Linked DNA regions of Homo sapiens: all the other regions are linked to region 3. The links are chromatin loops, found by intact Hi-C in ENCODE. Cell type or tissue: Calu3. All regions are shown on one strand.

The links. Peaks named below come from ENCODE experiments on the same cell type or tissue, not always from the same donor. Only the 100,000 strongest peaks of a DNase experiment are listed, where the experiment ranks them.
Region 1: a loop joins it to region 3, with 2.4 times the contacts of the local background. A loop is called at or near these places in 6 of 110 quality-filtered maps.
Region 2: a loop joins it to region 3, with 4 times the contacts of the local background. A loop is called at or near these places in 9 of 110 quality-filtered maps.

The regions. Positions count from the first base shown.
Region 1 is chr5:116,449,330-116,457,329 of GRCh38, forward strand. All of the region lies in intron 18 of SEMA6A (semaphorin 6A), which reads right to left. It overlaps SEMA6A-AS1 (SEMA6A antisense RNA 1), which reads left to right. Exons shown (of 3, transcript NR_109879.1): 2 at 299-488. Among named protein-coding and RNA genes, the nearest start is that of SEMA6A-AS1, 5.8 kb to the left of the region's middle. RefSeq lists a silencer at 5,375-5,454. In Calu3, no CTCF peak of the experiment used is centred here; DNase peaks (open chromatin) are centred at 4,782 and 5,245.
Region 2 is chr5:116,356,953-116,364,952 of GRCh38, forward strand. No RefSeq gene overlaps it. Among named protein-coding and RNA genes, the nearest start is that of SEMA6A-AS1, 87 kb to the right of the region's middle. RefSeq lists enhancers at 2,512-2,661, 3,756-4,552. In Calu3, no CTCF peak of the experiment used is centred here; a DNase peak (open chromatin) is centred at 4,909.
Region 3 is chr5:116,133,070-116,141,069 of GRCh38, forward strand. It overlaps COMMD10 (COMM domain containing 10), which reads left to right. Exons shown (of 7, transcript NM_016144.4): 5 at 999-1,109. Among named protein-coding and RNA genes, the nearest start is that of COMMD10, 52 kb to the left of the region's middle. RefSeq lists a silencer at 2,536-2,585. In Calu3, a CTCF peak has its summit at 4,935; a DNase peak (open chromatin) is centred at 4,912.

The sequences.
Region 1 (8,000 bases), 320 kb after region 3:
GGGAGACGCATTTTTCATCTACTAAATCAACTCTTTCTGGAATATGTTTCATGTATTTTACTGGCAGGTATCAGTGGCACAGAATTAGAATGAAAGGAAATAAAGATCTCTACCCCTTCCCAAGCCCACAACACGCAACCTTAAACTTCTACTGAAATGTTGTCTTTGTCACAGCCGAGACCTTGAAGCTTTCTCATGGGGGTTTTTCTGCTAAAATATTTTGATTTCTGAAGTGATGGTTTTAAAACCCAGAAACCTTAGCCTGAAAAGTACATTCTCTTTTTCTTTCCTTCCTAAGGGTCCTCCTCCCTTCAATTGTGACATCACAGTTGGTTGCTGTGGAAATGATTGTCCTGTGACAAAGGATTGTGACTTAAGTAGAAGCAGCAAATATCTCTTAAGAAATAAAGATTCTGTGATCCAACAAATACCCTTGGTAATAAAAGGCAGTCAAGGCAATTCACCATAAGGAAAGAGTGTACAAGACGGTAAGATATCAAATAATTTTCAAATGTGATACTTTTCAAATATTTCCAGATTTATCTCCATCAGCTTTTAAGGGGTAGAAACTGAGAAGCAAAAAACAGCCGGAAATTTGGCTGTAACTCACACCTTTTATGTGTGAAGCTCCCCAAACAGTGGGGTGTCCTGCATTCAAATATATTTTAGTACCTATTCACCAAGGAAATGTGCTAATGAAAATTTTCTTTCTTAAATTTGCATTTCCTTATTATGCTAAAATAGCTACTGATTTTTCTTCAATTTTGATTATGTATGGGGTTCTACCGAACACCGTTTTTAACCCCCTACATATAATTGCACAAAAATGTACACCTGTGGATAAAATGGTTTTAATTTCTCTCATTGACTTGGTGATTTCAGTGGGAGTTGAACACAGGCTAGACGGCCCCAGTAATGGGGTGGGGGTGTATTAGGTGTTTTTTTCATGGCAATGAGTATTTCATGAAACCCTTCCAGGCTACCAAATTTAGGGGGACTGGATATTCCCAATAAATGTGTATTATAATAGGAAGCTATTTACAATTGACTTTGGCATTCTACAATTTAAACTGCCCTCTCAGTTTAAAAGGAACGTGGAAAGAGTAAAGCTAGAGCAATTCATTGGTTTCACTGGGAAAACTGCAAATTTTTCACATGTATCCATTGCTTCTTAGCCTTACTTTTAGCTCCCAAATATCATTCTTCTTTCATGTCTGAAGGTCCTTGGCTATTTTAGACTCATGAAAGCTACTTATTCTTTCACTGGGAAGAACTCTTTTTTAGTGGATGATATTTGAGTTCAGGTTTTTGGTTGTTAACAAGTTAAGTAGGATCTGACCTTTCAGGAAAATGGTATCTCAGACAGATTTTTTCCCCCGTCTCATTTTGTTATATAAAGAGTGGCCTTAAAAACATTTTTGCATGTCTTCATCTATCCATGGGGAGGCAGAGGGCTTTCCTCATCTGCTTGTGTAAATTCAGAAACGTCCAAAGATGGAAACAGATCAGAGAGTAAGTTGAAAGTGCAGTTGAAGAAGATAAGGTAAACGTTATTTTTGGAAATGCCTTTCAAACTTAAAGCTTTCTGCTTATATCATGAAAAAGGCCAAAGAAGCATTCACAGAAATGATCAAGTCAACTTTGTGGAATAGCCATTGTGAAGGCTTGGAAACAGCAGACTTGTCAGTAGTGGTGATAAAAGCAGCTAGAGAAGATCTCAGTGGGCTTGGAATTGCAGGCTCCCACTTACTGGCTGGGTGACCTTTTGGCAAGTGACTTAACATCTCTGGGCCTCAGTTTTTTTATCTGTAGCATGAGGTGAACACACCTAATCTTACTGCCTTACTGGATTGTTACAAGAATCAAAGGAAATAAAAAATAGGAAAGAGCTTAAATGCTGTAGTTTGCTGGACAAATCTAAAGCTCAAAAGAAGCCACAAAGGAGAAGTGGTGGGTTAGTGGCTCACAGAGGGCTTCCAAGTGATAGTCGCAGCTGCTCCATTGGATTCCATTTGCTATTGGTCTCCCATGGGAGAGGAGTAGACCTGTGCTTCCAGGTCCAAACTTCGTGCCTTCTAAATGTAGTCAAAAAGGTGATATGAGATTTCGAAGCAATATAAGGGAATGCATACTGTTTCAGGATGCCTATAGTTACTGAATTTTGAAATAATTAAAACAACAGAAGTGGAAAATGTTGGCAATTATAGTTGGATTCTCAGTGGAGTGCAAATCCTGGGCAAGTACCACATTTTTTCGGCATTTATAACCCTTGCCATCCACAGAGCTCTTAGTTGGGTAACTCAACAAATGATGGCTGAATAAATGGGTTTTCAATACATTGTAGAGCTATTTTTAAATGAACTTCTAAACTTGGGAGGTAATCTTTAGAGTGACTATCACCCTTGCTTTTGAAGTCATGGAAATAAATTCTATCTCCAATCATATAAAAGAATTTTAATAGTAGCATCTATCAGACAAACAAAAATAAATCTATAATGGTGCTCAGTATTTGCTCAAAACAATAAGAAGAGAAACTATTTCAAAAATGAAATTAGTTCTGGGAAAAATCCAAAAGAGTCGATGACGATAAATGGGTTATTTACAACAACAGAGTGCCCCAGTGGAACTGAATAATTAGAAAAAAAAAAAATGCATCTCTGCAAAGGGCAAAGGGCAAAGGGCAACAGGCTAGAGCTGAGTATCCCTTGCTTCAGATGCTGCCTGGAAGCCCTGGGCAAGTAAAGGGCCCTTGGAGGGTGGTGTACTCCCCTCCGCAGGTATCCTCCCACTGCAGAGAGAACAATCAGAGTTGGCTTCTCTACCCTAGGGTCTTGAAATTCCTTCCTCTGCCAACCCCTGCATCCTCTTCTGCTCTTACCAATTGAAAATGGGGCATTAGTAATGAAAACAGTATTTGAAAAATCCTTTGCATTGATTCATTAACCACCAGCTATTTCTCACCAGTCATAAGGTGCTAAATGGTTAGTCTTTCCACCTTCCTATTGCAGGAAGCAAGGCACACCCTGGCTTAGAGATTTCTCTGAAATCATGTCTTAAATTGGCAGAACTGAGAAAGAATAGAATCTCCACTGTTTTTTTTTTTTTTTCCTGAGGTGAGAGTTTTCAGATGCTGGAGGGAGACCTCAGAGAGGAAATTTGAAGTTCTTTAGAGTCCAAAGCAATGAAAAGATTATGAAGGACCCTGCCCCTAGACCCTGCAACATGTGATTCAAAATAAGAACAATTGTAAACTGAAAACTAAGAGGAAGCCCAATACAATTCTGACTTTTCCTATGATGACCATGTTAATAAATTTTGAAATATCAAACACTACATTCCTTATTTTAAAAAATGTTTTCTAGTAGTCCTGCTCATGGATACTATTCCGTGCAAAGGGAACCTAGCACCAGGCTCTGAGACAATTTGCTTTAGAAATGATGTTTTCCCCTAACTTAGGGTTGGGTTGTTTCTTTATTATCACTCTCCTAGTATAACAAGGTTTTGGCTCCAAGCATCTTTGTGGCTGCCTTCAGCAAACATTTACCAAGCACTGCACTAGGTGTCGGGGAAGGACAATGATGAATGAGGCATAAACCAGCAGGGAAGAAGGCAAGTGCTTGCATACAACTCTGTCCAAAGTGTGGCTATGTCATGAGTTACATCACTTCTGCTTCAACAGTGGGCAAAAGCTTTACATTGGAAATGGCATTTGAGCTAAGCCTTAAAGATGCACAGGATCTTAGCTGGAGCAGAGAGAGCAACAAGAACTGAGCCTTGGAGGGAAGGAAAGGGAAGGCCGTAGTGAGTAATAGCAAATGGTCTAACTCCCTTCTAGTCTGTTAGGCTGGAGGCATGAGCCACCCTTCCATACTCAAGCTTGCTTCATGGCTCTCATACAGGCTGTTCTCTCTGCCTGGAATGTCCCTACTCATTTTCCCACTCATCAGACCCTATCTTTAGGGCTCAGCTTAAATGGGGAAGCCTTCTCTGACTCCTTAGGCCAGTTAAGTTCTTCCTTCTAAAGTGTCCCCAGAGCTCTGCATTCCCTTTATTCTAAAATCATCACTAGTATGATACTTGTTTTTCTCACCTAGACTGCTAAAACTCACCACTGAATCTTCAGGCAGAAAGGTGCTCAGTAAATATCTTTTAAATAAATAGTAAAGGAATGCATACATGAATGAGCACTTGTAGAGAAAATACAAGAGCAAGAGCTAGAAATACCATTTGGAAGGCTGTGGACAGCCTTGAATGATTAAAAAAGAGGTTTAGAAGATCTGCCACTCATAGAAGGAAAGTTCTTGGTTAATTTATCTGCAGTTTCTCTTGCCTGAGAAAGCTAACTTTCGGCTTGCTCTGTTCCACATTGAATCCATTATCGCAAAACTCTTGGCTTCAAAGAGTCAGTATCATTGCATCAAAAGCACAGCTAGTCTACCTGCATTTATTATTACTGTTTTTAAAATTAAAACTCTCAATCTTAAAGTATACTAATGCCCTGCACCTTACACAAATAGCTGGGAGATGTTATCTGTCCTATCAAAATGTGAAGCAAACAGACAAGCAAAAATACGTAAAATTAATCACACCTATTAAGCTAAATACAAAGGAAGAGCTCTACTCACCCCCACCCCAATTACCACCCTAAGCGTGTAAGACACAGGCAACCAGTAACCTAACTCGAAATGGTTAAGTGTGCACTTTCCCCTCTCACCCCCTTTCACTGGACGGCCCGTTTCTGAGCTGCTGTGATATGATGGATGTGTCTGTCTCCATAGTGAAGTGATTAATAGGCATCTGTGTAAAGTGGACCCGGTGACCACAAAGACAACAAAGCCTCTCTGTGTCCTTTAGAGAAATATGCAAAGGCAAAAAGGAGGATGGACATTTCCTCCATCACTGAGCCAGAGAGGGTTTGTGTTGGGTCTGAGAGCTAAGAAAGATGGCAAAACACCAAGAAAAGCCCCGGAGTAGCATCCCCTAAAAATAGATTCTTGATTCTGCTTTATAGTAAGACAAGCCTACAATTTCCTTGAAATCCTCATAACAACTTGAGTGAATGGAATCTAACAGCCCAATTTTTCTTGTTTGCAAATCTTACTGCAACAAAATTCCAGGCTCACGGTCCTGCAAGACAGTATAAATGAATGAACTAATCACTAGCCAAGCATCGCCCCGCTAACCACACAGGGCCCGCTGTAATCCCTATTAAGAAGAGAAGAAAACAAACAAGGGAAAAACCCTAACTGGAGACAATTTATTCTCAAAGCCACACCCCAGCCAGTCGAGGTGACCACGCTGAAAGTGAAATGGGAACTCTCTGTGGTTATCTGGGCAGGAAGCAGCCTTCTTCTTGTCTTACGGCATAATGTGAACCAGATGGCTTAGGAATAAACTGACATGCCAGCAGCCATGGAAATAGGCTTGGAGTTTATAACTTAAAGTTTCCTTTTCCTTTAAGTGTGTGTGTGTGTGTGTGTGCATGTGTGTGTGCGCGTGTGTGTGTATGTATGTGTTTTTCCTGGCAGGCTACAGATTAGGTACCAGGAGGGGCCATGGTCTTCAAGATATATAAAGTTAATGACTGACCATGCCAAAGTGGAGGTAGCTTCCTGGCCTGGCTGTTTAATGTCCTGAATTCAGAAGCTATTTTAAAACTCACATATTGAAATAATGCTTGGAGTGGTTGACTGTAGATGAACCCACTTCCACTTCGATCACCTTTAAAAGTGATGCATTTTTGGTTGGGATGTCATCACAGGGATAGAAGGGAGAATGAGCCTGGAATTCATTCTATTTCATTTTTTTAGAGAAGAAACAGCTTCATTTTTCCCTGTGTGCTGGGAACGCTCAGTTCACTGTTCCTCCACTGCTCTACTGCTTTAGAAATGGCATTGCCAATGGGAGTGCTACAGCCAGAGCACGGGCTGATGTCTAGACTAAGAGTCATGATAAGATAATTTTTAAAAGCCATGCCCTGGAATGCTGGTTTGTGGTTTCATGTGTTAGAACTGTTACTGTCCCCGTAAAGGTAATGATTCTTTTACATTGGCAAAGTTTTAGCAGAGTCTGCAAGGCGTATTTTCCTGCTTTTTGAAGTTTTCTTTCATCAGCTTTCTTAAATAAGACGAGAAACACAACATCTAAGTGATTTCTAAAACCAGACAAAGCATTTCTATTTTCCAACTTCCTGGTCCCATCTTTTTCCTTTACTCTCTCAAAAGGCATCAAAGCCACAAAATGGAGAAGTGGACCTCCTTAAAAAATTGTGAAATTTGGGCAAGTCTTTGCTTGGATTATTTGATTACTTGCTTTGAATTTTCTCTATAAAGCAAAGATAAAACAGATATGAAGAAACAGGTCTGTTTCAATACTGCTAAATCTTCCAACTTGAATTTTCTAGAAATGTAGTTCTTGAGATCTGGGTTAAAGATGAGACTGGGTGTTACTGGTTAAGAACATACACTTTGAGCTCATAAAGACCTGGGTTTGCGTGTTGGCTCTACAAATAGCTAACTGTGTGACTTTGGGTATGTCACTCGGTCTCCAGGCCCCAGTAGTGTTGGCTATAAGATGAGCATTGTTGGAAGGACTAAATAGGTTGAATAAATGAACACAAAGCAGTTGGCATTGTGCAGAAAACGTGTTAATGCTCAATTAATAATGTAAGGACAGTATTTCTAGAATGTTTGACAAGTTGCCTGTCTTGTACAGGGTCCAAGATTAGACTATTTTAAGGCAACACTTTGGTAGGGTTCAACTGTGTTAGCCAAAAGTGTAAAAATAAGGATTTACAACTACAACAAAACCTTGACTAGTGAACTTAAATAAGACAGCCCATCAGCAACGTGGAAAATGTCTGAATCAGTGCCACTCAGCATTAACATCACCTGGAACTAATTAGAGACAGAAATCCTCAAGTCCTGCCCAAAGTTTCAGCCTCAGAATCTCTGGGTTAGGCCCAGAAACCAGAACTCCAGATGATTCTTAAGTTCTCTAAAGCTTGAGACATGCTGTCCTGAAATAACATAAATAATATTCCAGAAAACATATCTAAGGTCTCATTGGATAATTTCTTTACTGTGGGTATCATGCTCTGACAAAGAATAGAAATCGACCTTGTTTTATTGGAAAGACAATCAAATTCCTAACAAACACTTTCCCTTAGTATCTGTCAAAAGCATGGCATATAGCTCAAAATACTGGGCTGCTACTCCTGCAAAAGAATCAACCCAATTTGCTTGCACCAAAACTGCTGAAACAATGCTTGTGGTCTCTATTTGCTCTGGTAGGAAGACTTGGAGGAGAATTTCTAATACTCCTCATCTCTGTAACTGTGGCCGTCAGATAGTGGTTGGTACCACAGAGCTCACGTATGTCCTAGATTGGGTCAGCCCAGGCATAACTGGTTCTCAAGTGCAGAAGAAGCAGAATGCTTGATGGAGCCCACCATTGGACAGAGTGGCTTCCTTTAAAGGCCTGCATCTAATATCATCTCAAAACCCACTCCCTCAACTCAACTTACAGCTATTAAGCAACGTTTGAGAATGGTTTAGGGGATGCCAAAATCTTTACCTTCATCTCTGCATGACTAGACGAGAGAAAAGAAACTCACGAAGGTTCTTCTCCTTTATATTCCCGGGGTGAAAAGAGGGACTTGAGTTCATGTGTCATTCACCAAAGTAAGGTCCTGCTTTATAATAATAAAAGATGCCTAGCACAACAGTTCACTCAACAGAGCTCTGTGCTTATTGATCTGCTGAGTTGAACTGAATCTGCAAATCCATAGAATTACATGAGACATTTTAAGTTACATTAAATTTCTGCTGTGTGCTTTTAAATCATGGAGTGCGAGACCCATCAGCACTTAGGGTATATTTATTACCTTAACAAATGTCAGATGATTGTGTCCAGTGCTATCTATTATTTATGAATAACAAGAGGCTGTAAGACTGGAAATGACATGCTTTAATACGTCCAAAAGGTTAGGCATAATGCAG
Region 2 (8,000 bases), 220 kb after region 3:
TGCACTACTTGGGATCAATATCAATCCCAGGCATAAATACCCAGGAATGGAGCCAAAGGAAGGAGAGACAGGGCTTAGCTATGTTCTTTATTCTTGTACCTCACATCTACTCTATCTGCCTGGGTCAAAAGCTCCCACCAGGGCCACTGGTTCCAGATAGATCCAACTTCCTCACAGCAACATATTATGAGAATGATGAGCAAATTCAGAAGCCAGGTATATTTTCCTGGCTTGATGCCTTAGACTTCCTTCCTGGGGAAATGACCCATTAACCATGTCACTAGATCAGACCTGCAAACCTCCAACCTCCAATATACCTCTTTGGAAGCCCAAATTTAACCCAGGTGCTCCATGGCTTAATCTCTGTGTCCTCTCACACACCACTCATCGCAGTTCTTTTTTTGAAGTAAAGGTTCCATAAGTGTTTGGGGTCAGTATAATGTATTGAGAATTTAGTTTGCATGTGTTCCTTTGTACTTTTTTCCTTGCCCTTGTTAGCAGGGATCTAGGGTCTTATCATTTCTGTGCCACAGAAGCTTTTGCAAGGCAGAAAGCAAAAGCTATGGAAGATAAAAGGCTGTCCTTTGCAAAAGTCTAAGGTAATTAAAGAATACTAAAGGCCTGTATTGATTTCCAAGGGCTGCTCTAAGAAATTGCCCATAAACCTGGTGGCTTAAAACAACACAAATTTATTATTTCATAGCTCTGGAGTGCAGAAGTCCAAAATTAAGGTATCAGCAGGATTGATTTGTTCTGGAGCCTCTGAGAAAGCATCTGTTTCATGCCTCTCTCCCAGCTCCTGGTGGCTGTTGGCAACTTTAGGCATTCCTTGGCTCTGTCTTCACGTGGCTTTCCACACTGGGTCTCTGTGCTTTCTTTGATAAGGACACTTGTCATTGGATTTGGGATCCACCCTAATCCAAGACGATCTCATATTGAGATCCTTACCTTAGTTCCATCTGAAAAAAAATATTATTCCAAATAAAGTCACATTTTGAGGGTCCAAGTGGACATACTTTCAGGGGAATACCATTGAACCACTATAGAGCCTAAGTGGTCGATGAGTGAGAAGAAGGAGAGATTTTTCTCTTGACTAAATTATTTTGGAGCTATGGGGAGGGAGAGAGTAAAACCACATTACCATTTTGTAGCCATATCCCAAGGAGGAGATGAAATTTGGAGGGGAAGGCAGCATGGTACACCTACACATAAGCAGGCTGAGCCCAAGGCCCTGCCTCCTCAGCCCCCAGCCTGACAGTGAATCTGTCACTCAGTGAAGAGCCATCAGACTTCAAGGGATTGCTGTGGGTTTGGCCATAAGAGATGAGAGGCAACCTGGATGTCCAGGCAATTGGAGACTCTTGCTCACTATCTTCTGAGCAAGATAAGCCTCCCCAGATTCCTGTGCAGCCTAGGAAGGGAGGGGCCCCAACAGCAACTGGACTGAATCTCTCACCAGACACTTGAACTGGCAGCTCAGAGTTGGACTTCTAAGTTTGAAGAAAATAAAGCTAAATTTTCCAGACTGAGATTCACTGTTGCTCTGTTAAACAAAATCCCCAAATACAAGCTCCATGGACTGATTGTAGTTGGCCTGGTTTTCCCAGGTTTCAGCCATGTGGCTCCTCCTCCTGCTACTATCCTTGTTAGTCCTGAGGTCCCCTGGTTAGCTCTGGGGAAGAGAACAGAGCAGATGCTGGGACACACTGGTGGGTTGTGGTGGTATCAGATCTATGGACAGAGGCCACCAGCCAAGACCACCTCCAGGGACTGAGCCTCCAAAAGAACACTGGGATACCTTCCTTTCTAGTTGTAATCCACCCACCACTTTTCATCTGGAATCATTTCTATAGGTAGGAAAAATAAAAGATGGGCCTTGTTGGTGAAATGCAAGGGGAGCCAAGCTCAGGTATCATGCAAGGCTATGCAATAGGAAAAGTGCAGAGCTGGGTGATCATTTCCACTATGTGGATGCAGTACAGTTGATGTGTACTTTGGGCTAGTTTGGTTTTTTAAATAGAACATTTCCCCTGCTAATAAGCTAGAGAGCTCAGTTCCTCTTTTTGTAAGTGGGTGTGGATGACGTAGTTCTATTGACACTTTGCTATGTTTTTTTCCAACTGTAGCTCTTTTATCTTCTCACACCTTTCAGCTACAGATTTATTCCTCATATTCACTCCTCTCTCTCCTACCTCCCTATTTCTATAGGTGTTTATGTCCTTTCAGTGAGCCCAGCACAACAGCTGCTGCCACTTATTGAGTGCTGACTGTGTGCCAGATGTGTTCAACACCATACATGTGCATATTTCTCTTAATCTTCCTTGCAACTTTAAGTGTATTATGTGTATTATCTCCAGTTTACAAATGAGGAAATAAGCCCAGAGAGGTTCAGTAACTTGCTCAAGATTGCACAGCTCATAAGAGGTGGAACTGGAATTTGAGGTTATATCTGTCTGATATAAGGCCAAGCTTGCAGCACTGCTTCTTGGCACTGTGCTGTTCTGTGAGATAAGAGGCAATTCTTGCAATTCTCACTTTAGTGTCTGTAATGTTGGTGGAGGGTGAATGAGTATTGCATCTCAGCTGCTGCTCGCAGGTAGTGGCAGGACCAAACCACCCAGGGCTCTGGGTGTTTGCTGTTGGCAGAAGCTTCTCCTGGTCTGCCTGATGCTCCAAGTAGGCAGGCCATTAGGGAGCCCCCCAAGGTGATGGCTGTTATTTTCAGCTGAGGGATCCGAGCAGAACCCCCAAAGAAAGAGTTATTTCAAACTGGGCCTTTGTTCCTTCCTCTTCCAGTGATTGCAATTCTGGGCCCCAGCTGGAGGTCTAGATTGCAAGATCAGGAAGGAGCTGGGCCAATTTTCTGGTTGCTTCTTTGCACTAAGCTCTTGTGTTTTCACAGCAGCCACAGGCCCTACATCCTTCCTGGAGACCCCAGGGTGGAACACAAGCAAATTCATCTCTTTTCACTTCCCCACCCCCTTGCATGGTGACTCTTGATTTGCTATGCTCAGAGCCTGTCATTGCTGGGTAGGGGCTTGCATATGGCCCCCATTTGAAATGAATGGTTTTTGAGGGGCTCCTGGAAATGTGTTGCAGGTGAGCTCCTGGACACTTGGCTTGCCTGCTGCTTCAGCTCTGTTTGCTTTGACTAATTGTGTTTTCTCTGCCAATTTGTCTGAGTAAAGTTTTTCTATCCCACTTTGTCCGACGTCTACATGGTACATCTGGTACCCATTTGGCTGAGATGGGGGCAGGAGCAGGGTGGTTAATTGAATGCTTGGCACAGGGCTGCAAGAAGAAAACTGAGAAGAAAGGCAAGAACTGGGAGAAGAGCTTAGAGAATGCTCTAATGCTTGGAGCCTTTGCAAAGTCCTGAAACTCTACAATCTCTTTTCCTCCACTTGGTTTCTGTTTAGAAACAGAGCCTTAAAAAGGGCAAGAGAAGGACTTTGATGAGATTCTGAAACTAGATTGCAACTACTGTTTTAGTATAAACCCCGCAGTGCCCCATCTTTCTCCCACAGGGCCCATGGCTTCTCGGTAGGTGGCTAGGGTATCACTAAGCCCTGTTTGTGGAAGGGGAGAAAGAAAGAGCTGGGAAAGATCACCTGTCTATGTCTATTTTTGTACGCATCTAATTTGGAGCCTCTCGTTCTGCAGTGGGAATTTTGGCTCCAGATCTTGGTCTGGTTCCCAGGATACTGAGTAGAAGTAAAAGTGAAGCAGCACCACTTGGAATCCCTGCTTCTGGCAAGGGTCCAGGGCCAGCCCAGGCACTGCATGGGCTCTCTCTGCCTGTCTACCTGTCGTTCTGTCTCTTTCTCTGCTTCTGATTTTGAAAGACCAAAAAGAGCATGGATCCTAGAGTCACAAAGTGTAGGTTTCAGATCTCAGCTCCTGCTAGATGTGTCATCTGGCAAGTGCCTATTCACTTTGGAGCCTCAGTTTCCCCTTATAAAATGTGACAATTCACACATTGTTCCAAGGAGTAAATGACATGATTCAAAACGCAAGTCAGCTCTGCACCTCTCTAAGGACTCTCTACTCAACCCTGAAAGGAAAGTAGTGTCATCACTGTCAGCATCCCTGTTTTATGGAGGAGGAAACTGAGGCACAAAGATGTTAAGTGACCTGTCCATGGTCTCACAACCAGTAAGTGGCAGAAGTGGCCAGAGTCCAGGCAGGGAGTCTGGCCCAGAGCCGGCGCAGGGAAGCCTGCTCTGCTGCCTTTGTAAAGCTTGGGTGCTCCCAGCGCTGGGCCTGGACAGAGGAGGCACCCACTCAACAGCAGCCCTGACTCTTACCACCCCAGGGATGCCGAAGCTGCAGCCTATTCCAGCCGCCGTCTGGAAGAACAATGGCCCTGGGGGCCAGCAAGCCTTAGAGAACAAGAGCGACTCAAGGAGAGAAGGCCGCGGCAGGCGCTGAGGCTCTCACAAAAGTAAGGGCAGCAGGGGCAACCCAAGGAGGTGGGGAAGGGCACGCGGGAAACGAGGTCGGCGCCCAGGCCTGCCTAGGCCGGCCTCCCTCCCTCCGCAGGTCCTGGGGCTCCTCCGGGTGGCGCTCTTGAAATCCATCGTCACCTTCCAAGCGGCCCTCGCGCGACTGCAGCCAGCCCCGGCGGCTCCTTGCCTGCCTGCGTGCCCTTGCGGCGGCTGCTGTCTACCCTAAACAGCTCCAGATTTAGGGCTCCTCCATCTGATTGCTCTTCCCCAGCCGCCTGGTGCTTTCAAGTGGGCCCGACACGCTCCCGGGACTTGGCCACGGTCCCTGCATCTCCTGATGAGAGCCCGCGCTTCTAATTCGGGTCCGCCCCGCACTCTTCCCGCGCCCTGCCCGCGCTGTCATTACGGCGCTGTCGCTGCTCCCACAGAAAGCAGGCGGCCGCAGCTCTCGCTGGCCCGGGGCCAGACCCAGGCCCGCTACGCCGCCTCGCGGACTGGATCCACCCCTTGCAGACAGGCACCCTGCTTGGGTGTTGTTCCTGAAGGTGCATAGGGAGGCTCCTGGGAAGACAGGGAGACTTTAAGAAGGAGAAAGGTGCGTTTACAGGATGGATTTGAAAGAATCACACTTTACTGGTCTGCCCAAGACACCTCACACCCAAAAGAAGCAAAGAGGTGTTCTGGAGGAAGGACAGAGGGAGAGGCTGCAGGTGCCCTGTGGCTGGCCATGTCATGATCTGACTCCTTGGCAGTGTCTTGGTACACGATTCCTTATGTATTTTGCATGCAAATCTAGTCAGGTTGGGCCTTGAAAGGAGCCCTGCCTGGTAGGCTTCACCCCCTTGGGCAGTCTGGGTGTGACTCTGGCTCAACAAGTTAGTTCTCTGCTCTGAACTTATTTTCCTCTTATGAAAATGAGGATAACGGTGGCGCTCTCGTGTGGAAATGACAAGTCACCCAAACTACCTGGCACATAGTAGGTCCTCAAGAAATGATAGGCCCTTCTTTGTTAAGGTCTCTGGCCCCCATACTACTCCTATGCATAACTTTTGGTCCATCTGTCTCTCTTACCTTCTCCCCAAGGCCAGCACCGAAGTGGTCCTCACACTGTGCTAGACTCCATTGACTTGAGGAGTTGGATTGCTGCTAGCTAGCCAGTGAGGGCAGAGAGGTCTATGTCTGAACCTCGGGATATCTACAGGAGTGACTTTCAGTGTTCTCTTGCCTCATAACTATGGCAGACCCACAATTCAACAACCATGGCATGGGAAGGGTATGTAAGGGATCAGACCTCTTGGGGATAAGGGTCTCTGTCACTGCACAAAACAAGCAACTTACACTAACTAAATGCTGACCGAGGATGAGGGAAATGGAGAATGGGTGGTAGAAATAAGTGGTGTATACCAAGTATGGTCTTGAGATCAGCTGAGGCAGGGGAATCAGAACTTGTGTCACTCATACTCTTACACTAAGTCCTGGTAAAGGCTGCAGCCTTGAAAAAGACTCAGATTAGGTTTAGAGGGTCCATGACAGATATGCGAGGTACAAGGGATATCTCCTGTGCCCCATTTCAAATCCTCCCAGTGTCACTCCCTACTCTTCTGACCATTACAGTGGCCACTTCTGCACAGGTGTCAAAACAGCTTTGCTCTGCAGCAGTGTGGCAATGTCTGCCCCAGGACCCCTCTGAAGCTGCTGTGTAGAATGTCTGTAGAATCCACTGGGCACTCACCCATGGACAGCCTGGAGATGTGAGGAAGTTAGTGTCGAGAACCACCTTTGACCAATGGAAGGCAGGATCCTATGGATAAATGCTGAACCATTTTACTCCCCAAGCAGATAAATAAAAGCTGCATCCTATCAGGATCTTTAGAAGGTCCCATGGAATTGACCATCTGTTGTCCTAGGAGCAGCCCACTCACTTATGCATCTTTGCCTTTCCCCTGTTTCACTCCTCGGATCCTGTCTCTGGATCCCTTTGATCACTTTTTATAAAAACTACCTTCAGGTAAGTCTTTGTTTCAGGCATGGCTTTTAGGGGAATCCATGCCAAGCTAGCCATTTATAAAGCTTAAGGACAAAAGGGAAGATGCGAAGAAAATATTTTCACAAAGTGGGCACATTAAAGAAGTGTCATAAAACTGCCAGGTGTGCTGAGTGCCTATTTTGGGTGTGCAGTAATGTGATGAAGATAAACTTATTAGCATCTTTGTGTTTTCTGCCAGAACTTTGAGCACCTCAGGTGTAGTCATAAGATACGTGGATATGGACTTAATCTTTAATGTGCATTTACCAGATGAGTTTGACAGAAAGAGAAAGGTTAGAAAAACAGCAGAATGCACAAAGCAGTAATTATAATGGTGAACAAAGGAATTAAGCAGAACAAGAAGGTAAGTGAGGATAAAAAGAAGAACATATATAATGTATTTTTTGTATATTTATAAAGACGTAAAAACAGTAGGGTCAATGGATTGATTTCAGAGCATGGGGAGTACTGACATACAGATTTTGGAAGTGGTGCCTTAACTGGTGGTGACAGGGTTAGGGACACAATCATGAGAGTGTGGCCTAGGTGAAATAGAGATTAATGATTGTTGGAGGTGAGGAGGTCAGGGAACTCAGATGGCAAGGTATTCCATGAGTCCCTATTCTACAAGGTTGTTAAAGTCACCAAGAATGGTGATGGGAATAGGGGATAGGAACAGGTGTTAAAGTTATTAATGAATGAAGGGAGTGAGTTGGTAGATGACAGTTTAGCAGATATGGATGGCAGATGGTCAAGTTTGGAGACATGAATTTCAGAGGATCTAGGGGCTTTGAAGGAGGGGAGAAGATAACTGAATTCAAAGTACAATGTGACATTTATTCCACTTTCAGTCTGACATAAAGAGAATAAGGTGGGACAGGAATTGTCTCCATTTGAGAGGCTGCAGATGAAGGGGACAGCCAAATTTCCATTAAGGCAAGATATAAAGAGACCTTATGAAAAGGGACAAAAGATATAGGGGAACTTGGTGATGGCAGATCCTGAGTCTCAGGATGCATAGTATGCAAAGGTTGGCAATGTGGACAGGGAGTGAGAAATGGAGATAATACTTGCCTTATAGAACTGTTGCAAATACGAGAGATAATTTTATGTAATGTGGCCAGTAGAATGTCTGGTGAAGATGATGATGATGATAATGATGATGATGATGATGATCATTTCCAGAAGAACAAGAGTTAAAGGGGAAGCATTGGTAATGTCAGAAGAAGCGCTCATTTGGGAATCAAAATGTTCTCAAGTCTCTTCCTGGCTCTACTATTAACTAGCTGTGCAGCCTTAGGCAAATCAATCACCTTTGTTCTGTGGGCCATGTATAAAAGGAAAGAGTTAGATAACATCAGTGATTGTCCAGTAGGAGGTGGCAGGGTGGTCATGTGTCAAATACATATGATAATTTCCTAAAGCACTTTTTCAAAACATGTGTATTTGGGGTCCCCCAATAGGTCAAATTTCATTTTCTGGGGGTAAGGACCCAGGAAGTGCATTTCAAAAAAGTTTTTCAGGTA
Region 3 (8,000 bases):
AGTATTCTAGTCAAGGAAAAATTGTGAGCCTGCCATTCTTACCCAGTATTGCTAAGGTAGTTTTACTAAATCTATTATTAGGGTCATGTTCTCAGAGGCATATGACAATTGCATTTCACAAAACTTCCCTAAATATTGATACTTGAGATTTACAGGAAATTAAATCTAAAACCTTACACTTCTGAAGCTGGAGGCACCATAGAGCTGTGAAGTTCAGTATAAAGTCACATCTGTGCTCAATACTTTATAAGAAAAGTTACTCTGCCTTAGTCTTCCTTTACTATTTTTGTCTTACTTGATTAAAATTTTGCTGTTGTATTAACTAATAAATTCAAAGGAAATGTTCTGATTAGTTTCTGTCATAACTGGGAACGATAGTAAGAGTACCTTGGAAAGTATGATAGTCTGTTGCGTAACACTTGCTGGGTAGTAGATATCAATTCTCTGCCTGTTTCAATCTCATTGTGTCTAAAGGTGTGAACCTCTTACCATCTGGATACTTTAGTTTCCCTCTAAATTAAAAAGAAAAAAAGCAAATCTTACCTGTATAGTACCTACGCAAAGATTTTGGAAGATAGTGGGAAGTCATTAAAGTGCTTTTCACCAATTTATGCAATTTACTAGTTGAAATTTGTAACTATTTAAAAATCATTAGTTTTAAAAAATACTATTTTAAAATAGTAATTTACTATTTAATATTTAAAAACCATTGGCTCTTTTAATATATTTCATTGCTTGGTATTAGAATTTTTTATTTTTAGAATAGAGTATATTTAAAGATGACTTTTGCTGTTAAATTTGACAGGCGTGGCAGGAGGCCAATCTAATAAGCCCAAAGGGAGAATTCGCAGAGTATGCAGGTTAAAAGAGCCCTGGAACTGACTTTCTGTGAAGCCTAGGCTATCCATATACATTCCTGCTGAGTGGAGATTTGCTTAAAGTTGACTGTTTTCTTCCTTCTGTACCATCTGATTCCAATCTGCACCTGTCTTTTATAGCTAGAGACCGTTGGATGGCAGCTTAACCTTCAGATGGCTCACTCTGCTCAAGCAAAACTAAAATCTCCTCAAGCTGTGTTACAACTCGGAGTGAACAATGAAGATTCAAAGGTAAGAAATGGTATCCCATTAAAAGGATGTATTTTGTTTGTTAGGACTTAAACTTTTTATTCTTAGCAGTCTTTGCTCTCTGGATTTAGAATTTAAACATAATTCAGTTAAACAGTTATTAATAAGTGGATCTTTTTTGACAGAAATAGCTTATCTTGCAAGGTGCCTTTCTTACAAAAACATTTCATAATGTCTTCTTTTAAATTCTGCAGTGAAAAAAAATTGTTGAAGACCATATAAAATTATGATTTTAATGTTTTAGGTATTTGCAGATATTCCTGAGTGTTTCATGTTTTAAGCTGAATATATGTGGTAGAGAGAATATTGTTTGTTGTCCAGCTAGAGCCTGGAACAATAAATATGATGGTGACCTGAATTGTGTTTTTGTGTGTGTAGTAGTATAGTATGCCTGCATGTGTTTAAATCCCAGCTTTTGAGAAATACAATTTATTTATTTTTTTTGAGACGGTGTCTTGCTGTCGCCCAGGTTGGAGTGCAGTGGCGCGATCTCGGCTCACTGCAGGCTCCGCCCCCTGGGGTTCACGCCATTCTCCTGCCTCAGCCTCCCGAGTAGCTGGGACTACAGGCGCCTGCCACCTTGTCCGGCTAATTTTTTGTATTTTTAGTAGAGATGGGGTTTCACCGTGTTAGCCAGGATGGTCTCGATCCCCTGACCTTGTGATCCACCCCCCTCAGCCTCCCAAAGTGCTGGGATTACAGGCGTGAGCCACCGCGCCCGGCCTACAATTTTTTTTATACCACAGGATTTTACTTTATTATTAATTTCAGAACAACTTGAACGTGATTATTAAAGATCAAAGCATTGCTATGAAATACTTTTTGTTACTGCGGCATATAGGGAAATATATCTTTCAGATATGATAAGAGCTTTTTATCATATTTTATACTGTAATGGATTATCTTTTAAGGTAGAAAAGGGGGAGTGACTTTTTCCTCCTAAGTAGATAAGACTATCTCATCTTAAGACAAAATAGAATTGAGAATGAGGTATTAGAGAAGATCTGAGGCAGGAGATTACAGTGACTGAATGATAATAGAATAATGGAAGAAATGTTATTATTTATAACAGGAATTGAAGGATGGGAATATTATTACTTTTTTGTTAAAACTTTCGCTATTCATTCTATTATGCAGGTTTCTGGCTTCTTTAAGAAGTATCTAGCCCAGATTATATGACTATAAAATTCTGTGGAATTGACTTGAGTCTTACATATAATGTATTAGTTTATTACAGTGTTTCAAAAGTATCATTTTATTTCACACATTTTCACTGGAACGTAATATGAACTTAGTGGTTAGAGTCAAGCTATTAGAGTATGTCTGGTGGTTTCCCTTTATGTGCAGTTTCACTTTCCATAGTTTCAGTTACCCGCGGTCAACTGCCGTTTGAAATAGGTGAGTACAGTACAGTAAGATGAGAGAAAGAGACCACGTCCACATAACTTTATTACACTATGTTGTTGTAGTTGTTCTATTTTATTATTATTGTTGTTAATCTCTTACAGTGCCTAATTTATAAATTAAACTTTATCATAGGTTTGTATATATGGGAAAAAACAGTATATATTGGGTTTAGTACTATCCATGGTTTCAGGCCTCCACTGGGAGTTTTGGAATGCATCCCCCCACAGTGGGCAGGGGGACTACTGTGTGCTCTGCAGTTTAGTGTAGTGTAACCTCAGGCAAATTACTTAATCTTTGATTCTCAGTTTCTTTATCTGTAAAATATAGGTAATAGTATCTATCTACACAATTTTTATGAAGACTAAATACCTAGTATATGTAAAGTGTTTAGTCCAGTGCCCAGTATTACAGCGTGTGCTCAATAAATGCTGGCTACTACCATCATCATCAATAAAACTTTTTTGTTTTTGGCTAAAATAAAGAAATCAATCCATTTGTTTTAATTCAGAGCTCTCACTAAATTTATTTCCTGATGAAGTTATTACCTCTTCCCTTGTTCCTTGCATTCCCTCTCCCTTTTTTCTTGATTATATTTTTCACATGTATCCTTACTGGAAATTAGGAGGGGAAAAAGAGCCTGAAAAGTCCCTTTTGTTTCTTCTGTGAACTGAGTAAGTTATTCCTTTAGGTGTAGGATGATGATCTGGAACTCACTAGCATAGACTGGAGCTATTCCATGAGTGAAAATACATACATACATGCACATTCCAAGTAGCTATATACTTCCTTTGTTTTATTTTTCGTGACTACCTAATGTTAAGTCTGCGTAGCTAAAAGCATTTTGTATGTTGGAAGTGTACTATTTTGACCACATACATTGGATATGCTTTAAGCATCATGAGTTCAGCAATGCTTGTCTTTGGGATTCTCAAGTCCTTCTAGCTTCTTTGTTACATCTTCAAAGTATGCCTATGTGTCTGTTATATTTTTAGGCAGTAGGAATAAAAGAGTAATGCTTCTAGTAAGACAGCCATGTTAATAAGACATTCAGATTATTCAGGAAGATGTGAATATCTAGATGTGAAATCTAACTCATTTGAAATATGAGCTTGAGTACATTTATGTTTTTCTGTGTTTGTATTTTGAGATTTTGGATAGATGCATATATGCACATTGATTAATCTTATAACTTGCAGAGCTAGAGCACCATTTTCATTAACAAATATGCTGAGGAAGAAGAGGAGAAGCACACATACATAAAAGATATTTCTCTTTCATCTTGTATGTAGACTTAAGTGACTTCTTTGTATTGTCTTTCTCTTCTATGGCATTGTACACATTTTGTGCCTGTGTCTTATATCTCCTAAACAATAGACAGACACATAATGAGGTATAGAGCTACCATCACCTAGGCAGAAGCATGCCATCTCCAAGTGTTATGGTGTGCCCTAGCTGTAAAGGAACAGTTAACTACTATACCTCTTTTCCTCAATGAACTGCTGCCTGGAATTACTGCTCTTTCTCTTGTTTACCTTCTCCTTGATTTTATGATTTGGTATTCTATTCTTTGTACTCTTCATCTTATTCCTTATGTTAATTTTTATGTGACTCCTGTTATTAAGGACCACAAACTACTTTTCTTTCAAATATTTACAAATATGAAATGAGAATTCTTCACAGGTTGGAATATTAAGTAAAAAGGAATGAGGGTATAGAGCATGTTTTAAAAAACAAGTTTATTAAAGGAAAGGAAAGCTTTTACAAAAAGGGAGATTAAAAGTTACCACTGCTTAGTTTATGATATAAAGTATCTTAAAGTACAAAACTGTCATACTTATGAAGTTGGTGTTGGTTTAAAACAGGAAGCATTGGGTACAGTTCTCATAAATGTGTATTTTATAGGGTAGTTATCCTGAAAATATACATATATTAAACTACTGGGAGGATTAGAATCACTGTAAATTGTGAGGGATTATTTTGGTTGTATTTACTTTTGAGCTGTTGTACTGAAAACTTACTGTAATTCACTGAAGAGTACGGTTTATAAGGAGCTCCTTATCTTCTTTTTCACTTCTAACATACAAATGAAAAATGCAGCCTGCAGTGAAGTTTTAATTGCTATCACACTGGATAACACTGTTTGACTGTGGTCTCCTTTCTTAGAACACTTCTGTCTCGAGGCTTTCCTGTTTTGCTATTAATTTTATCACAAAAACTAGGTGATTGTAGCTTTCCTGCAGTATTTTGATATGTATTCTAGTTGTTTTTGGTTAATTGTCTTAGTGTTTGTCTACTGTGTTTAGCAAAGTGAGATTATTTTCCTGTTCCACAGATACCTCAAATCGAGTTTTCTGACTTAAAGTTTTTTTCGTTAGGGGGCAGTAGAGTGCTTTGCTTACCTAGCCTTTTCTGGCATTCACAGTGTTATTTGAAATAACATTCAAAATAATTTGTGAAGTCAGTAGTTGAAGGAAATGCTAAGTGTTTACATTTCAAATCTTTATAGAACAATAGAGTTCTCTTATTTATTTCCATAAACAAAATTAATGCTTATTAATCATATACATATAGAACAAATAAATGAAATCATCATGATTTGGCTTTTGAAATTTGTATATGATCATTTGCCAAAATGAAATATATTAAAAGCTTTCTACATTATTGACTTTTTTGTTACATTCTGTCACTTGTATTAATTTCTTCATGAGAAAAAAGAATAAAATAGTCCATAAGATAATTGAATGGCTCTATTAGGTTATGATGTAACTAGTTCTAGGCCCATTGTAGTCAGCTGAAAATTCTTTATTTCTAGAGAGTAATGTCATTTGTAACAAATGTTGATAATTTTGACTGACACCAACACTTTAACTTTGAATATCTTAAAATACTTAAATTTTGCTATTAATCTTAGTACATTTTTTTCCCCAGTAAATTTCCTGTTAAAGACAAACCTGTTTTGTTAATACAGGGATTCCAAATTTTATTTGTGCATCTTTTGAGGAAGGATCCTTGTGTTTCATTTTTTTTTCTTTTACAGTAACTGTGGTAAAATCACCCTGACAGTAGAATTTTTATTTATCTTAATGTTAAATTAGATTATAATCAGATTGCAGAAAGTACTTTATGTAGAAGTAATTATGATTTTGAATGAATTTGGGGCTTCTAATACTAGTTTTCTGACTTAGAGCTCTTCATTCTTATTTCCAAAATATATGACAAATTCTGTTTAGTGTGAGAAAATGGGCAAAAGTTCTTTTTTAAAGTGTTTACTCTGTGCTACACATAGTATCACTTCTTTTTGTGGTTAAAACCTCTCTTCCAGGCATGATTTCTTATTATTCTTATTTTATTGATAAATGGAGACACGGAAGCACAGAGAAGTTAAATAATATTCCCATGTTATACAGATAGTAAACAGTAGACCTAGGATTTGAATCCAGGCAATTTTATTTGAGTTCCAGTTTATCAGTAGGATGCTGTATCACCTTGTTAATTTAATAACTTAGCAGTTGAAATTGTAATATGTGTATATGTTTCAAGGTGTTGAAAGCTGTTGTAAAATGTAAGGTTGTTCATAGGATTATCGTTACATGGACTCTAGATTTAATTTTTCTTTCCCCTTTATTTGACTAAGTTGAAACAATTTTACATTTTTAGTCAATTAGAAACACCATTTATTCTTATGTAGTAAGTAAAGTATAAATGATGTCAGTTCAACAGAGGCTGCCTTTTATTAACAAATATTATTGTAAGGGCTACATGACATCAATGATGTTGATGTGAGCAAATAACTGCATCAGTTAAAAAGAAAAGATGTCCTCAGATCTATTTAGGATAGATTTCTCAGAGAAAAATATGTATGCTATTCAAATCATGAATTCTTGTTATAGAAATTTAAATCTTTTCATCTTAAAGGTGGTGTTAGTATTGACTGATTTGGAATGACCTTCACATTTTTTAGCTACTTATGTGAGTTCGTCTGCATTTTCCTTTTTTTTTTCATTGAAGTATCACGTATCATATCTTTATTAGAATAAATCACACTAAAGCATACTTTCTCACCCTTAATTACACATACAAATGAGATAATTCAACTGATAGGACATAATTCAAATATAAATAAAATCATTCTCTCACATATTTAACATTGTTGAGTGGATTTTAAATTGTATATATTTAAGGTATACGGCATGCTGTTTTGATATAAATATACATAGTAAAATGATTGCTACTATTAAGAAAATTAACCCACCCATCACCTGCCATTATTACCTTTTTTGTGTTTGTGGTTAAAGCACGTAAAATCTATTTTCCTAGCAAAATTTCAGTTTACGATACAATATCATTAATTATAGTCCTGATGCTGTACATCAGATCTCCAGACTTATTTATCCTACATAACTGCAAGTTTATATGCTTTAACCTGCTTCTCCCCATTTTTTCCCTTTCCTTGTCTCTGATAATCTCTGTTCTAATAGGCATTTTTAAAAAATTCCACATATAAGTGAGATCATGCAGTATTTTTCTTTCTACGTCTGGCTTATTTCACTTACCATAATGTCCTCCAGATTCATCCATGTTGTTGCAAATGGCACTATATCCTTTTTCAAGGCTGACTCATACTACTATGTGTGTGTGTGTGTGTGTGTGTGTATGTGTCTGTCTGTATATATGTCTATGCGTATATATATGTACACATATGGACACATACACATACCACAATTTATCCATTGATAGATAGTTACGTTGTTTCCATATCTTGGCTGTTATGAATAATGCTGCAACAAACATGGGGGTGCAGATATCTCTTTAACATACTGGATTCATCTTCTTTGAATATATACCAAGCAGGAGATTCCTGGTAGTTCTAATTTGAATTTTTGGAGGAACCTTCAAACTGTTGTCCTTAATGGCTATACCAATTTACATTTCCACCATCAGTGTACGGGGTTCCCTTTTCTCCACATTCTCACCAGCGTTTGTTGTCTCTTGTCTTTTTGATAATAGTCATTCTAACAGTTGTGAGATAATATTTCATTTTGGTTTTGTTTGCATTTCCCTAATGGTTAGTGATATGGAACATCTTTTCATGTATCTGTTGGCCATTTTTATGTCTTCTTTGGAGAAATTTCTATTTAGGTTCTTTGCCCCTTTTAAAATCAATTAATCTTAGTACATTATTATTATTTTGCTATTGAATTGTGTGAGTTCCTTATACATGTTGTATATTAACCCCTTATCAGATATGTGGTTTGCAAATTTTTCTTCCAGTCTGTAGGCTGTGTTTTTTGTTGATGGTTTCCTTTTCTGTACAGGAGCTTTTAGTTTGATGTAGTTCTACTTGTTTATTTTTTGCTTTTGTTCCTCAAGCTTTTGGTGTGATAATTCAAAATATCAGACTAGGATGAACATCAAGGAGCTTTTTCTCTGTGCTTTCTTCTAGGAGTTTTATGGTTTCAGATCTTA